Regions from separate parts of the Homo sapiens genome. Here region 1 is linked to region 2. A link is a loop called in an ENCODE intact Hi-C map of the cell type or tissue named here. Cell type or tissue: Panc1. All regions are shown on one strand. Each heading gives the region's core, and the rest is flanking DNA. Links, peaks and the distances in the headings are about the cores only. Region 1 overlaps PLEKHA8 (pleckstrin homology domain containing A8). Region 2 has its middle 58 kb from the start of WIPF3.

Evidence for each region. Hi-C counts contacts between places; a loop is a spot of excess contacts. Peaks named below come from ENCODE experiments on the same cell type or tissue, not always from the same donor. Only the 100,000 strongest peaks of a DNase experiment are listed, where the experiment ranks them.
Region 1: it touches region 2 in a loop (5-fold over the local background); 39 of 110 quality-filtered maps call a loop at or near these places.

Annotation. Positions count from the first base shown.
Region 1 is chr7:30,070,001-30,078,071 of GRCh38, reverse strand. It overlaps PLEKHA8 (pleckstrin homology domain containing A8), which reads right to left. Exons shown (of 14, transcript NM_001197026.2): 13 at 3,940-4,001. Among named protein-coding and RNA genes, the nearest start is that of PLEKHA8, 46 kb to the right of the region's middle. In Panc1, for the core only: CTCF peaks have their summits at 3,226 and 3,426 (motif pointing right); a DNase peak (open chromatin) is centred at 3,541.
Region 2 is chr7:29,744,137-29,752,207 of GRCh38, reverse strand. No RefSeq gene overlaps it. Among named protein-coding and RNA genes, the nearest start is that of WIPF3, 58 kb to the left of the region's middle. RefSeq lists a silencer at 3,941-4,235. In Panc1, for the core only: CTCF peaks have their summits at 3,482 and 3,727 (motif pointing left); a DNase peak (open chromatin) is centred at 3,697.

The DNA.
Region 1 (8,071 bases), core at 1,453-6,452, 330 kb before region 2:
ATTTATTGTTTGCTTGTGCGCTGATGCTTTAACATAGTTTATTCTAGCTGATCTTTATAAGAACCCTGTACAGTTTATATCTCTATTTTATATATAAACGTCATACAGCTAATGAGTGCCAGGGCTAGGATCTGAACTTGGATCATCTCTGTGTTTTTCAACCACACCACCATATTATGCCACTTGCCTAACAGATTTCCTAGGCATCTTATCCTTCTCTTCCTTTGCGGGCCAATATTTCCTAAGCTTGCTAAAATCTGTTTTCTGGCGGTCACTAGATCTCAGCAGAGGCTTTTTGAAGAATCTTGAATTATCATTCCACAGTTGCTTTCCTGATCTTCCTTATACTTTGAAAGTCTTTGAGAATCAGACCTCCCCATTTTTGCAGTAAGAGAGTGACTGGCATTATCATGCAGTGGCTAAAGCACAGACTTAGATGAAGCAGACCTGGACTTGAATCTCAGATCTTTCACATACCAGTTTGAGGAATTTATGCAAAGTGCTTAACTTCCTAGAATCTCAGTTTCCTTATTTATAGAAGAAGACTAATACCACTTTCCTTATTTTAAGCATTAATGGGATCTGTAGGAAGTGTTTAGCCCACTGCCTGGCACATGATAAATACTTAAGATAATGGTCAAAGTACAAGCGAGTGGGAAAACTGAAAATTAAGAGAAGGCAGTTATCCAAAAACATAACAAAAGAAAATCTCCCAGAACTGGAGGATAGGAGTCTCCAGATTTAAAGACCTAATCAAGTGCTCAGCATAATGAATGATAAAGACCAAAAGGGCACATCATGAAATTTCAGAATGTGGGGAAAAACAATCTAAAACATTTCGAAAGGGACAAGGAACAGATTATATATAATAGAATAGGATTTCACAATAGTAACAGTAGAAGCTGGAGGACAATAGAGGAATGCCTTCAAAATTTGGAGGGAAAATGTTTATTAACCTAGAATTCTACACTCAGCCATCAGCACTCTAGAAAAAAAAGGGGAGAACCAGTAATAGAGTTCAACTGTCTAGTCTGATTGAAGAGGAAACCAAAAAGGTCAAATGAAGGCTAGTTAGTGACCAAGATGGAGGCAGCCACCTTGCCTGAAATGGCTATCAGCTCAGTAGAGTATAACTGCTGAAAGATTAAAAGGTCACTATTTGGCTGATAAATAAGTCAAATTCCTTGGATGTAAACAATGTTTCCCTCAGCAACCGAGATTAGTTAACATGAATTTGGCTCTGCAAGTTAGCATGTTAGAAAACTTATAAACCTTCCAAAGTAGGCATGACTTGGAGAGTAATAGGGTGAAAAGGCCAATCTAGCTACAGAATTAACTCCTCTATTGATAAGGCTGTTGCCAAATGCATTACATAATCTATTTTCTTAAAAACCAGCACCTTTATTGGCAATAATATTTAAAGCCTTCAAGATGTTTTTACTCTACAACCTTGGGTATATTACCTCATCACTTTGTGTCTCAGGTTTCTCTGTCTATAAGCAGGGAAAATAATGGAATCTATCTCAGGATTATGAGACTTAGAAATTTATGTATGTCAAGCACTTAAAACAACATCTAGTGCATGTTAAGTGCTCAAAACTGTAAACTGTGGTTGTAGTTCTTAGTATTCGACATAGCAGTTCTACTAGGAATTTATTTTGAAGAAATAAGAATTTTATTCAAAAATGCATATAAACAGATGCTGTTTTATTTCTAACCTGTTTTATTCTAAACTTAGAAGCAGTTTAAGTCTCTCACACAGAGGACTGAGCAAATAAATTATGATATCTCCATACTAGGAAAATATTATACAGACACTAAAAATAGTGTTTTTTTCAAAGACTATTTTATGGCATTTAAAAATGATAATGATAGATTCTATTCAGTTGGGGGGATATAAAATTATACAAGCTAAAGGTAGAAAAAATGTATATACATATACAGAGTAAGTATACAAAATAAAGACAATTATACACATATACTATATGCATGTATAAACATCTATATTATATTTAAGTATATAAAATAGATCAATATTTAAAAGAATATGTAAATTAAAAAGCTAAGACAGTAAAATACAAAAATGTTAAAAAAGGAAAATATGGACAGTTTTAATTTCTTCTCTTTCTACCATGATTTCTAAAATTTTTTATGAGTCTAAATTAGTATAATAAAGTTAAAAAGTCCTCCTAAAGACTTATGCTTTGCATCCATTAAAGTACAGGGTAAAGGAAAAAAAGATTTATGCTGATAAGTTTTCTACTATAGCTGCATTCTTATTGACAATATCTCTGGGATCATCAATATTTCAGGATTAAATTTTGCATTCTATACTGAACCCTTCCCCCCACACTTGTTTTGGGGCAACTCAAGTGTCAGGCACAAGCTAGCAATCACAATAATCACAATATTCATTCAGGGAGATCAATGACCACAGTGAGCATCCATTGCCTAAGAACTCAGTAGAGGCCTCTCAGTGATTGTGTCTTCACTGCAGAGAGCTCTAATGGAGGTAAGCACTAGCACCTTGGAGATAACAGATCTGAGTTTAGACCTGGGCTCTGACATAGCCTCACTCTGGTACTTGGGGACTGGAATTAATTGTTCTGAATTTGTAAAATAGTGGGAGTTAATCCTGAGAATTAAGATAAAGAATATGAAAGTACCTGTTAAGAATGCCTGGTACACAACAAGTGTCCAATAGCTACATGGTAGCCATTATGATTATTCAAGGTGTATTGAAGGTAAGGGTGAGCAGTCTGTAGCTTCATTTGGTCCAGCACCTATCCCAGTGAACAGTGAATGGGATATGGAGCTTTAATCTCCATGCTTTCAAAAAATATTTCATTTTCATTAGAATCTGATTTGTTGTAGTGTACATTCTTCCCACTTTACCGCCCTCCCTAATAAAGCACGACCCAAACAGTTCTTTCTTTAGGCAAATGATGCATCCTTTACATCAGTAAAAGATACCATCTGCAAGGCTACTTTATTCCCCAACCTTCCAAAGAATGTGAGTACATTCTATGAGGTTTCCTGACATACAACTGCATGAGACTGCCTTTTCATGACTAGATTTGACTAAGACTGACCTTTTCCTGGATGGGAAGAATCACAGAGTGTATTGCTGACATAAAGGAGCCATCTACTCCTGCTATTTTATAAAGCAGTCTAAGTGACTTCCCCAGGAGACTAAGAGTCTCAGGTTTGTGTTCTTCCTAGTTAAACATGCTGGGAAGAAGAGGGTGGTGGGTAATCAGAGCCAAAACACATGAATACAAAACACCTTCACAATGAAAATAACTGGCTAAGAAGAGATTTCTAGCCCTCCTAGCCACTGGCACACCCAATACAGTTAATATTCAAGGACAAAATTCAATTAGTGAAAAAAAAATCAACTAAGACCTAAGAATTAAAAGGAATGAATACAATGGGCAGCAGAGGGAGCTATTAGGTTGACTTCATCACCTGAATGCATCATTTCCCTTCAATGATAAGTATTTAGGATCACTGCTTCCTACGTACTTCTGCTAGGATACTTAAGCTTTTTACTACCTTATCAGAAAGGCAACCACTTATGAGGCAAATCTTCACAAGGTCATTGGAATTGGCTAGAGTAATTAGAATTGGCTAGGGTAAAGCATCAACTCTTTTATTCATATTTCTTTAACAGTCTTTGCTATTCCAGACACTTTTTACTGCTGACATTTCCACACACCAAAGGCCTATAAACGTAAATGAAATAAATAACATTTTGTTCTTATCCTCAAAAACAAAGCAAACAAAAACACCACACATACACACACACACACACACACACACACAACTTTGTTTCTGACAATCATGACTAGATAAATAACTGGGTAAGAAGAGATTTCTAGCCCTAGCCACTGGCATACCCAATACAGTTAATAATAGGAGACAAGAAGGATCACTTACCGCAAAAACCCCTCGAACTACCCAGCCATGGTGTTGCCGCAATGTTTTACCATATGCATTATCTTGAAAAGAAGAAAAACTCCATGAGGAACACTTTCATCAGAATTTGATGTGCTATTTGTATAATGTACTTTTTTTTTTTTTAAAGAGACAGGGTCTTGCTCTGTCACCTAGGCTAGAGTACAGTGGTGTGATAATAGTTGCAGCCTTGAACTCCTGCGCTCAAGTGATCCTCCTGCCTCAGCTCCACGAGTAGCTAGGACTACAGGTGTGGATGACCATGCCTAGCTAATTATTTTTAATTTTTTGTAGAGATGAGGTCTCGCTATGTTGCCCAGGCTGTTCTGGAACTCCTGGGCTCAGGTGATCCTCCCACCTTGCCCTCCTAAAGCATTGGGACTACAGGTGTGCACCACCATTCTTGGCCATATTTGTATAATGCATAGTAGCACGATACTATTGGTATTTGGAAATTATGAAAAAAATCTAATTACAAGATTTTGGACCCAAAAAATCTAAAGCAGTAAAAAAGCTCACATGGAATTTTTTTTTTTTTTTTTTTTTTTTTTAAGAAACACAAATACTTCCACTCTTACTCTGGGTCAATCAATATATCTGAACTTCAGCTTATTATCATGGTGGGAAAAGGTCAATACATATAAAGAAACAAAGAGGGAGGAAAGGATATTGAAAAATTGAGACAATACAATTAGAAATACTTTGAAATGTTCTGTGACCGTGAGCCAGTCCCTTAGCTGCCCTCTCTAACCATCTGTTTCCTCCTTTGTAAAATAATCTCTAAGATTTTTTCCAATTTTAACATTCTATTCTGGGATGCCAAATGTTTGTCCTAAATGACCCTATGACCCTGGATATACAGTATTTAAGCTAGAAACCTTCAAAAATATTTATGGAAAGAATGGCTTGAAGTTATTAAGCTAAAGTAATTGGTGAGAACTATATTAATAAAAGCCATTCATGTTTCATACTTTAATCTATAATTTTTGTCCCAATGTATTTTAAAAGGAGATTTTGAAACTGGCATATCATAATTTTAATTATGAAAAAAATCCCAAGAACCAGATGGATGCATTTTATGCAAAGGATGCGTTCCTGAAATTTGAATAATTCAATATATGCAAAATTCAAAACTGATTTCTCCACAGGATTAAATGCATTCTCAGGAGGCACAGATCTACATCACCATGGTGCATTTTTATTTCAATGTTCCACTTTATTTCCTAAGCATCATCTCCAGTAGCAACAGAGCACTCATTTCTAAATTAACAGCACAGTGTACCATGGGGGCTATTTGACCTTCTTCATGTTTCTCCATATCTAAATTCTATTCCAAGCATATTTATTTTCATGTGCTAGTTTTAGCACCAGCACAAGTACTACCACCATTTCATGAATGCTTAGTGTGACATTCTAAGCCTACAAAAATATTTTCAATTCTAACAAGAGAAGATGTTAAAATAACAGATAAACAGACACTAAAACCACAAGTACAAGTTCCTATGCAGTGAAAAGCAACGTGGTTCACAGGACATTGCCAAGGGAAGTCAGGTATTTATTTGCATTTTACTGGCCAAAATGGCACTGCCATGTGGCTACAGCTTCAACCCAGTTTACAATCAACTCAAGCCTTCCAGCTTTGAAATTATGTCATTCTAGTCAACTTTATTTTAAAATTGGAGTGAGGCTTTATTAATACTTTTAGAATATCCTATTTCAATTTTACATATTCAAATTTTCACAAAATGCAATTATATGTTATATAAAATACATACTCAATACATATTGCAATATATTTTATATAAAAGACTGTACATGTGAAATAGAACAACAGATTCCTTTGGCTCTCTAAAGCTTAGGAATATGCTGGAATGCCAGTATCCAGTGTGTTAAAGCTAAAGCAGAAGCAATAAGTGATAATTAATACATTCAAGTATGAAGAAGACTCTTAGAGCCTAAAGGAGAACCCAAAATTAAACTTTTTTCTTAGGAGAACAGTCTGAGTAAACTAGGGCATGATCAAAGATACATGTCTTCAATGTAAACCAAACAAAACGTAGGTGATTCCCTGTAAGAAGACATGGCATCAGGGAAATTTCAGATGGCATACAAGACCTTAGTGAGGATATCCTGAGAAATGTGAAGAAAGGGGTTGCTGATTCACAAAGCGTACAGTACAGATGGGCAGAGAATACTAGGTACAGCCTCTGATAAAAACCAGCAAGACAACCAAATTTTCAACCATTTGAGCAGCCATCTGGGCTGGCAAGAGGGTGTACAGGTCCATGGAAAACATCCTGAGGTAAGTTACCAAGGTAAGATACTGTGAATCCTTTCTTTCTTGTGTCAGTATTCCATGCAGGGCATTAAATGCCATTATAAATAAAGAAATACCATTAAAATCTGCTGGTGGATATCTACCATGAACACCTGCTCTATTCAACAAGAATTCAGGGCAAGTCTACCACACAGTAGTATCTTTAGGTGATTTAAATTCAGTCAATTCCCTGTCCTCAAGAAGTTGATGGTTTATAGAAGAGCCAGTCATTTAACAATCATTATTGTATAAGTCAATAACTGCTAGAGTAGCTATCTGTATGCAGTGCTACAGGAACAGTAAGAAGGGAGAAACTAATCCAGTCTGGGTTGGGGGTGAGGCGTGTGGACACAAAGAATTCTCAGAAGGAATCCCGAAGGCTGGGTAGGGTAGAGAGCAGAGTGGTAGATGGTGCGGCAGACAGAGCGAGCATCACAGCGTTGTGAGAGCTCATGGCATGCTGGGCGATGGTGAGCAAAATTCATTGGATCTGAAGAACACCAGAGCTTGCAAACTGGGTTGGGCCAAATTGTGAGGACCTTTATCCATCATGTCAAAGATTCTGATCTTCCACCTAAGGCACAGTGGAAGTTTTGAAAAATATAACATTTATCGCTTTTTTTGGGTTTCATGATTGATGTCCGTTGTTGAAAATAAGGAAAATATTTTAAAAGGAGAGAACTAAAGAAACCTATAATCCTTTCTCCCAGAGATAACCACAGTGGGTATTCAGGAAAAATATTCTGCTAGTTTTTTCCCCCTGTACAGAGAACATTACCTTCTTCTGTCAGCAAAGTCATGATCATTCTGATTCAGAATTGTGGTAGGGAAATAACAAGTTGAAATTCACACTTCTTTACAGTCTGTAGCAAGTAACAGCTATCCTGGTGCCTGAGCCTCCAGCTCCAAGGCCCACCTGGCTAGACAGAATGCTTGTTTAAAAGAGCTCTGGGCCAGGCACGGTGGTGGCTCACGCCTATAATCCCAGCACTTTGGGAGGCCGAGGCGGGTGGATCACAAGGTTGGGAGCTCAAGACCAGCCTGGACAAGACGGTGAAACCCTGTCTCTACTAAAAATATAAAAATTAGCCAGGTGTGGTGGTGGGTGCCCGTAATCCCAGCTACTCGGGAGACTGAGGCAGAGAATTGCTTGAACCTGGGAGGCAGAGGTTGCAGTGAGCCGAGATCACGCCACTGCAGTCCAGCAGCCAGGGCGACATAGAAACTCTGTCTCAAAAAAAAAAAAAAAAGCTCTGGATTCGCTGCTATGCCAACCTCAGAGACCTTATACCTTTCCTATACATTGCCATTCAAGTTAACCGTTCAAAAAAGCCTAGAAACTCTTTTCCATGCCCTCTTCTAAAAGACAGCAAAAAGACAAGGAAGACAAAGGTGCTGTGAGTCCAAACAGCATGGGGAGTCTGGCTTAAGGATGGGAGAGTGTTTGTACAGCAGCACATCTGTCTTCCCACTTGGCCCTAGTAGACAAAGAAGCTGTTCCTTGTTATGCTTATACCTTGCCAAAGGAGAGTTCCACCTGGCAAAATGTGGGCCAGATGACCTAATGGGAGAAGGTGTGTCAAAAGAATTTGGGCTGGGTCTTGACTGAGATCATTGCTGCAATTTAAAACCAACAAATGAAATAAAAGTCATAAAAAAAAAAAAACACTTCCCAAAGTCCTTAGCTGACTTCTACGCTGCAAATATCCCTGCCATGTGAGACTGATGGCATTAAAATAAGATGAAGTCTAAGCCTGACCTATTTTGGTTACCTAGAGAAGATTAGATAATGAAATA
Region 2 (8,071 bases), core at 1,670-6,669:
CCCAAAAGCAGAGCACCTTCTGACCTGGGAGTCTGGCACAGTTCCAGCCACCCAGCTCTGTAGAGTTGAGAAAGCGAGGGCCAGTGGGGCTACTTATGCTTCTTTCTATCTGCTCCCTGGGCTGTGGGGCAGCCTTCCTCCCTTGGTTTCACTTTCTTAATTTCAGTCTCTAAGGTTCAGCCTTGAAACTCCAAAGGATACTGAGGCAGGTCACCCTCTCTAACCCCTGTCGAAAATTTTGCACAGGGGAAGGGAGCTGAGGAAGTCACAGAAATTCATGGGGGTGCCAGGCCCACACATACCTGCCTGTGGGGCTGAGTGGATTGGCAATGACAATGCTGACAGCTGACATTTACTGAGTACGTGCTATGTTCCAGATGCTGCGTCTCCGTTTCTCAGATGAAGAATCTAAGTTTCAGGGCCTCATCCAAAACCATACAGCTAATAAGCAGTAGAGTTGGGATCTAAGCCCAGGGAATTTTACTCTAGAACTCACAGTATTAACCACAGTGCTCCCTTGGCTTATATTTCTAAGGCACATGCTGTAACCACTTTTTTTTTTTTGTTTTTGAGATGGGGTCTCACTCTGACACCCAAGCTGGAGTGCAGTGGCGTGATCTTGGCTCACTGCAACCTCTGCCTCCCAGATTCAAGGGATTCTCCTGCCTCAGCCTCCTGAGTAGCTGGGATTACAGGCACGTGCCACCATGCCTGGATAATTTTTTGTATTTTTTAGTAGAGACGGGGTTTCCCTATGTTGCCCAGGCTGATCTGGAACTCCTGACCTCAGGTGATCCGCCCGCCTTGGCCTCCTAAAGTGCTGGGATTACAGGTGTGAGCCACCGTGCCCTGCCTATAACCATTCTTTTTTAGGGAGGTGTGGTATATGGCGCTACCCTGAATCTGTAGTCAGGATTTGAAGAGGGGAGAACAGACCAGTATAATTCTTCAGTGTTTGCTTGTGAAGAAGGCACCATGCATTGTGGTTGGTAGTGGTGACTGGAGAGAGAGATAGGAGGGGCACAGGCAGCAAGGTCCCTGCTTAAAGACAGTTATCTAGTTTGGAGAAACTTAGCTGGATAGTCAGTTCTTACATGCATTTGGCAAGCACTTATCATACACTGTAAAGAGGCAATATGTCTAGCTTGTTAGAGGGTGGGCTGTGGAGTCAGACTCCTGGCTTTGAACCCCAACTTCCCTGCCATTTTCAAATGACACTGGAGAAGTCGCAAAACCTATTTCTGTCTCAGATTCCTCCCCAGTAAAAGTGGGATATTAATAGTACCTCCTTTGTCTTGATATGAAAATTCAATGAGTTGATATATGCAGAACATCTTAGAACAGCAACTAGCTTAGAGTAAATCTTCAGTAATTGTAAACTGTGATTATACTATGTTTTTGGCACTGAAGCCACGTCGTGGTGAGTAAGACAGTGCCTGACCTCAAGAAGCTCAGTCTAGTACTGGAGAGAGGTAAACAAATACTTGCAAAGTGTGTGGTGTGAGAGAGGTGTGACAGGTGGGCGGGAGCCTGCAGCAGGCACATCTGACCCATCCTAGGTGTGTATGGTGCAGAGAAGTTAGCCTAGGCTTTCTAGGGGCACTGATGTCTGGGCTGAGTCTTGCAGGCCAGGGAGCTAGTCAGGGGGAGCTGTAGTGATCCAGCTGGGGGCTGAGCAGGAGCTGAAAGTGAACAGCTCACATCTGTAGGGTTGCCAGATTTAGCAACGGAAAGTACAGGATGCCCTATTAAATGTGAATTTCAGATAATGAACAACTTTTAAGAATAAGTATGTGTCATGCAATATTTTTAGTAAAAGTATGTCCCAAATATTGTATAACCACACACATTATTCACTGTTTATCTGAAATTCAAATTTCACTGGGCATCCTATGAAAAGTCTGGCAATTTTACCTTTCCACATTTAGGAAGGTGCAGTGTGTTTCAGAGTAGCTGGAGTGATGCAGGGAGGAAAGGCAGAGTGGGCGGGATGGGGCTCATAGGCACACAGGAGGCAGTTTGTAAAAGACCTATGCTATGTTAAGGGATTTGGATTTTATCCTGAAATTAACGATGAGCCCTTGGAGAGCTTTAACCACAAGGACATGAAACCACGGAGATAGCAGTGTCAGGTACGATGAAATGAGTGTTAGTTTCTATGGCCGAATAGCAAATTACTCCAAATTTAGAGTCTTAAACAGTAAACATTTATTATCTCCTAGTTTCTGTGGCTCAGGAATTCAGAGGCAACTTAGCTGGGTGGTTCTGGCTGAGGTTTCTCATGAGATCGTAGACAAGATGGTGACCAGAGTGGCAGTTATCTAAAGGATGCACTGGAGCTGGAGAATTTGCTTCTAGGGTGACTCACTCTAATGGTTGGGAAGGCACTGCTGGCTGTCAGCAGGAGAGCTCAGTTCCTTGTCACAGGGACCCACCACAGGACAACTTGAGCCTCCTCACAACATGACAACTGGCTTAGTGATCCGAGAGAGCAAAGTGACCTTAACTTTGGAAGTCACATGCCGCCTTGTCATTGCCATATATCCCAGTGCTAACACAGCTCAGCCCCGCTGAATGCAGGAGGGTCCTACACAAGGACGTACACACAAGGAGGTGGGGATCATGGGGTTATCTTGGAGGCTGGTTTTCTGGGATGGGAGGCTTACATGGTGATGCCTGTGACCTTGGAGGTGGAGGAGAATGATGGGCATACAGAGGAGTGAAGAAAGGCTGGGAGGAATAGAGATGTGGGAGAGGAGGGGAGGCAAAGAAAAAAAAACAGGAGGAAGGGGTGTTGGAGCGGAATGTAGTCTGTCCGCAGCAAAGGGCATCACCAAAGCCATTCCAGGAGGAACTAGATCCACCTCCTTCTCTCCTGGGCATGCTCCAAAGATGGTTGTGACCTCCAGAGAGGACCCCAAAAGAAAGCACAAAAACTAGACAATGGGAGGGCAGTACCCAAAAGCCCTGAGTTTCTGAGCAAAATATTGAACGTTTCTATGGTGAAATAGGAAGTTAATATGCTTAGGAAGAAAAAAGTGGTAATGATTCAAGGAAATATAATCACACACGATTTCAGTTTTAATGGACATGGGAGGAGCCATAAAAGTAATCTATCATCTATCAGTTATCTATCTATCTATCTATCTCAACTATCATCTATGTATCTACCCATCTATCAATCATCTATCATCTATCGGTTACCTATCTATATCAACTATCATCAATATATCTATCATCTATCAATCATCTATTACCTATCAATTATCTATCTATCTATATCACCTATCATCTATATATCTATCCATCTATCAACCATCTAATTATCTATCATCTATCAATTATGTCTATATCAACTATCATCTATACATCTATCCATCTATAAACCATCTAATTATCATCTATTAATTATCTATATCAACTATCTGTCATCTATATATCTATCTATATATCAATCATCTAATTATCTATTATCAATTATCTATGTCATCTATCATCTCTCATCTATCATATCTATCATCTATCTCTATCATCTATCTTCTATCTCTATCATCTATCTTCTATCTATCTGCCTATCTATCTATTTATCATCTATCTAATCTGTCATCTATTTTTTAAAGGGCCATAAACTTGTTAACATATATATATACACAGGCATTTTAACAAGTGTTTTCCCTGGAGAAGTGAGGATAGAAACTAACCCGTAGGAAGAGTGCCCTCTGCTGCTACTTATTCAAAATAGCTCCTCTGTCTGGCCATACCAAGGAAAACATCCTAAAAGGTTCTTTGCCTTCTGGCTGCTGTATATAACAAAAAATTAATAACTAACATCTTTACCTCTTAAAATACCTTTAAGATTTCTTTTCTGTTTTGTAGACAGCCGTGTTGCTACATTTTTCCATTTGATTTTATTCTTTCCATGGTTAACTGTAAAGCAAACATAATAAGAAACAGACATTGGATACTTATGCAGTACACAGAAAGCATTTCTTCCAAACTCTTAACTAAATAAAGTAAATCCTTTCCTAGGTGCACAAATCCATAGGTCAGAGGTCAAGATTACCCAACCAGGAATAGCTCATCACTGTAGGCTGGAGGAAATGGCTTTATTTACTCCAGAGCACCCAGGAAAATGTACTGACCTTTACAACCAGCTCTGCTTGCTATTCCAGGGGAAAGCAGGAAGGGAGGGGCGGAAGGACAGACCCATAAATGTTCTATGACAATTACTTGGCAGCACCGTTTCAAAGAAATAACGGAAGCCTTTACTTGGCATTCTGTACTAAGCAGTGCATGGAAATGGGTTGGTTTCAGCTCTGGACTGCCCACCCACACCTGGCCCCTCTGGGCATACTAAACACAGACAGGAGTGACACCGCTACCCCAGGTGTTAGCCTGGAAACTTCCCTCCCTTCCATGCATCATCCCTGCTTTCATCTCCGTAGTTGACAGATTCTCTGGGTCTGTTGTGTGGACTTTGGGATCAGCTTCTTAGCCCTTGCCCTTCTCTGAAACATCACTTTTGGCTCACTCTTTAACTCAGGACTCTGCAGGGCTCCTGATTCTGAAATACTTGCAACTTTAGGGAGAAGACACTCCCTTGGCCAGCTTCATCCCAGCCTCTAGCTGAGGAAAGAGGATTGGACATGCTACATTTTTGGGCAAGGTATTTATCTTCTCCAAACCTGTTTCCTCATCTGTAAAATGCAAATGATAAAATAACTCACATCATCAAGCTTTTGTGAGAATTATAACTGATAAAGGATAAATGTCGATTATTATAACATAGCAATAAATGTCGATTATTATAAAATAGTAATAAAACAAGTATTATGGAATATTATTAAAGTTTTCTTTTTCTTTTTTTTTTTTTGAAACAGAGTTTTGCTCTTGTTGCTCAGGCTGTAGTGCAATGGCACGATCTCGGCTCCCTGCAACTTCTGCCTCCTGGGTTCAAGCCATTCTCCTGCCTCAGCCTCCTGAGTAGCTGGGATTACAGGCGGCTGCCACCACACCCAACTGATTTTTTGTATTTTTTAGTAGAGATGGGGTTTCACCATGTTGGCCAGGCTGGTCTTCAGCTCCTGACCTCAGGTGATCTGCCCACCTCGGCCTCCCAAAGTGCTGGGATTACAGGCGTGAGCCACCGTGCCCGGCCCTGGTTAGAGGACAAATATTAATATATGGGTATCTAGTGGCTGCGACCAGGCCAGAGAGAGGAAGTTTAAAAAATCAAGGGAAGGAGTTTTGTCCATAAGTTAAGTTTAAAAATACATAACATGAAGTCTGGAGATAAATAGACCAAATACTAACAATGTTTATCTTTGGCTTTTTTGTTTTATTTTCAGCTTTTTTATTTTTTGTGGATACATAAGGGGTGTATATATTTATGGGTTACATGAGATATTTTCATACAGGTATGCAATGTGTAATAATCAGATGAAGGTAAATAGGACATCCATCACCTAAAGTGTTTATCCTTTGTCTTACAAACAATTCAATTATACTGTTTTATTTTAAAATGTAAAATTACATTATTTTTGACTATAGTCACCCTGTTGTGCTATCAAATATTAGGTCTTATTCATTATTACTTTTTTTTTTTTTTTTGAGACAGCCTCACTCTGTCACCCAGGCTGGAGTGCAAAAGGTGTGATCCCGGCTCACTGCAACCTCTGCCTCCCGGGCTCAAGCGATTCTCCTCCCTTAGTATCCTGAGTAGCTGGGATGACAGGCACATGCCAGCATGCCCAGCTAATTTTTGTATTTTTAGTAGAGACAGGGGTTTCACCACGTTGGCCAGGCTGGTCTCAAACTCCTGGCTTCAAGTGATCCTCCTGCCTCGGCCTCCCAAAGTGCTGGGATTACAGGTGTGAGCCACCACACCTGGCACTATTTTTTATACCCATTAACCATGTCCACTTCCCCCCAATACCCAACTACCCTTCCCAGCCTGTGGTAACCACCATTCTACTCTCTGCCTCTGTGACTTCAATTGTTTTAATTTTTAGCTCCCACAAAAAAATGAGAACATGCAGTTTTTCTTTCTGTGCTTGGCTTATTTCACTTACCATAATAAACTCCAATTCCACAACGATGCTTATCTTTGAGTGAGGAATTTATAGGTGATGACTTTTTTTTCTTCTCCTATTTTTCAAATTTTCTGTAATGAGTACTTTTTAAATAGAAAATACGAAATTTTGTTGTTAAAAAGCCATCATTTGTTCTTTCTTTTCACTGACTTAATACATGATTTTATTCTCAATCTAAAGCTTACAAGCCAGAGGTAAGGCTAAAACCCCTTATGGACACACACACAAACACGACTGCTGCCACACCAAACGCAGTCACTTCCCAGAGGTAGTCATGATATTAATTTTGTGCCGACCCTTCTAGATATTTTTCTATCCACTTATGTGTTACTGGCTCATTGATCAAGGGCAATTTGTGACATGATTAAACATGCTTTATTTTTCTTCCCTTCGTCTCTTCAGAACTTGTCTAGTGGGGGGTAATCATCTCTTGCCACTAGATGAAGAATAGGGCCATTCTAGAGGCTCTCTGGTCAGTCATAGGTGATGGACACTTCCACATTTTCTTCCGTCCATTTGGAAATTTTGAATATCCAATGTAAGGTATACAAGAAACCGTCCTATGCCAGAGGGGAAAAAACTGAGCCTAAATATGATCAAAACTGTAGATCAGTGGTTTTCAATGTTGGTTGCATACTGGGATCATCTGAGGTAGTTTAAAAAATTCCTGTGTCTCAGTTCCCCCCAGAGTCTCTGGTATAATTGCTCTTGGATTTGCCTGGGCTTCAGGGATATTTATTTAATTATTTATTTATTTATTTATTTATTTATTTAATTTTATTTTTTTGAGACCCAGTCTCACTCTGTTGCCCAGGCTGGAGTACAGAGGCGTGATCCCAGCTCACTGCAACCTCTGCCTCCCGGGTTCAAGTGATTCTCCTGCCTCAGCCTCCTGAGTAGCTGGGACTACAGGCACCCAGCAACACACCTGGCTAATTTTTGTGTTTTTAGTAGAGTTGGGGTTCCACCATGTTGGCCAGGCTGGTCTCGTACTCCTGACATCAGGTGATCCGCCCGCCTCGGCCTCCTGAAGTGCTGGGATTACAGGTGTGAGCCACCGTGCCCGGCCGGCTTCAGGGTTTTCAAGAGCTCCTCAGATAATTATAGTGGGCTACCTTTGAGAATCACTGCTCCGGATTTAACATCCAATTTATAGAAAATACATGGGAAAGCATAGAAGAACAGCATGGAGTGCAATAAGCAATAGCCACACTGGGACACGCTATAGGAGAAACACTCAGTTTCTTTATAAAAAGTTGTAAGAAAAAAAGATGAGGAGGAGAGAGGAACCTACAGGTTAAAAGTGACTTACAAGAAATTACTAATTGCAATGTGTGAAGAGATCTTTTTGGATCTTCAGGTGAACAAAGAAAACATATGAGAAGTTTTACACATCAAACAGGAATATTTGAACATTCAGTAGATATTTGATGTTAAGGGATTGTTTTTAATTTTGAGGCTACAATAATGTGGGGTTTTTTAAATTTTTGTTTTTTAAACTTTTATTTTAGGCTCATGGGTACATGTGCAGGTTTGTTATACAGGTAAACTCGTGTTATGGGGGTTTGTTGTACAGACTGTTTTATCACCCAGGTACTAAGCCTAGTACCCAGTGGTTATTTTTTTCTGCTCCTCTCCCTCCTCCCTACCTGAGACCTCGCATAGGCCTCGGTGTCTGTTGTTGTTTTATTTTTAAAACAGTTTTTCTCTTTCAGAGACATGTTGAAATAACTGAATGAAATATCTCCAGATTATATATCTGGGATTTACATGAAAAGAAGCCTATGAGAGGGAGGAGTGGGTGAGGGTGTAGATTAAAAAAAAATGATTGGCCTTGAGTTGATAATTGTTGAAGCTGGGCAATGGGTACATAGGGAACTCGGTATTCTGTTTCCTCTAGTTTTGTATGCTTAAACGTTTCCAAAATAAGAAGTTTTTCTGGAATGCTTAGTCCAAGATATTAATTAACAATGTAGTGC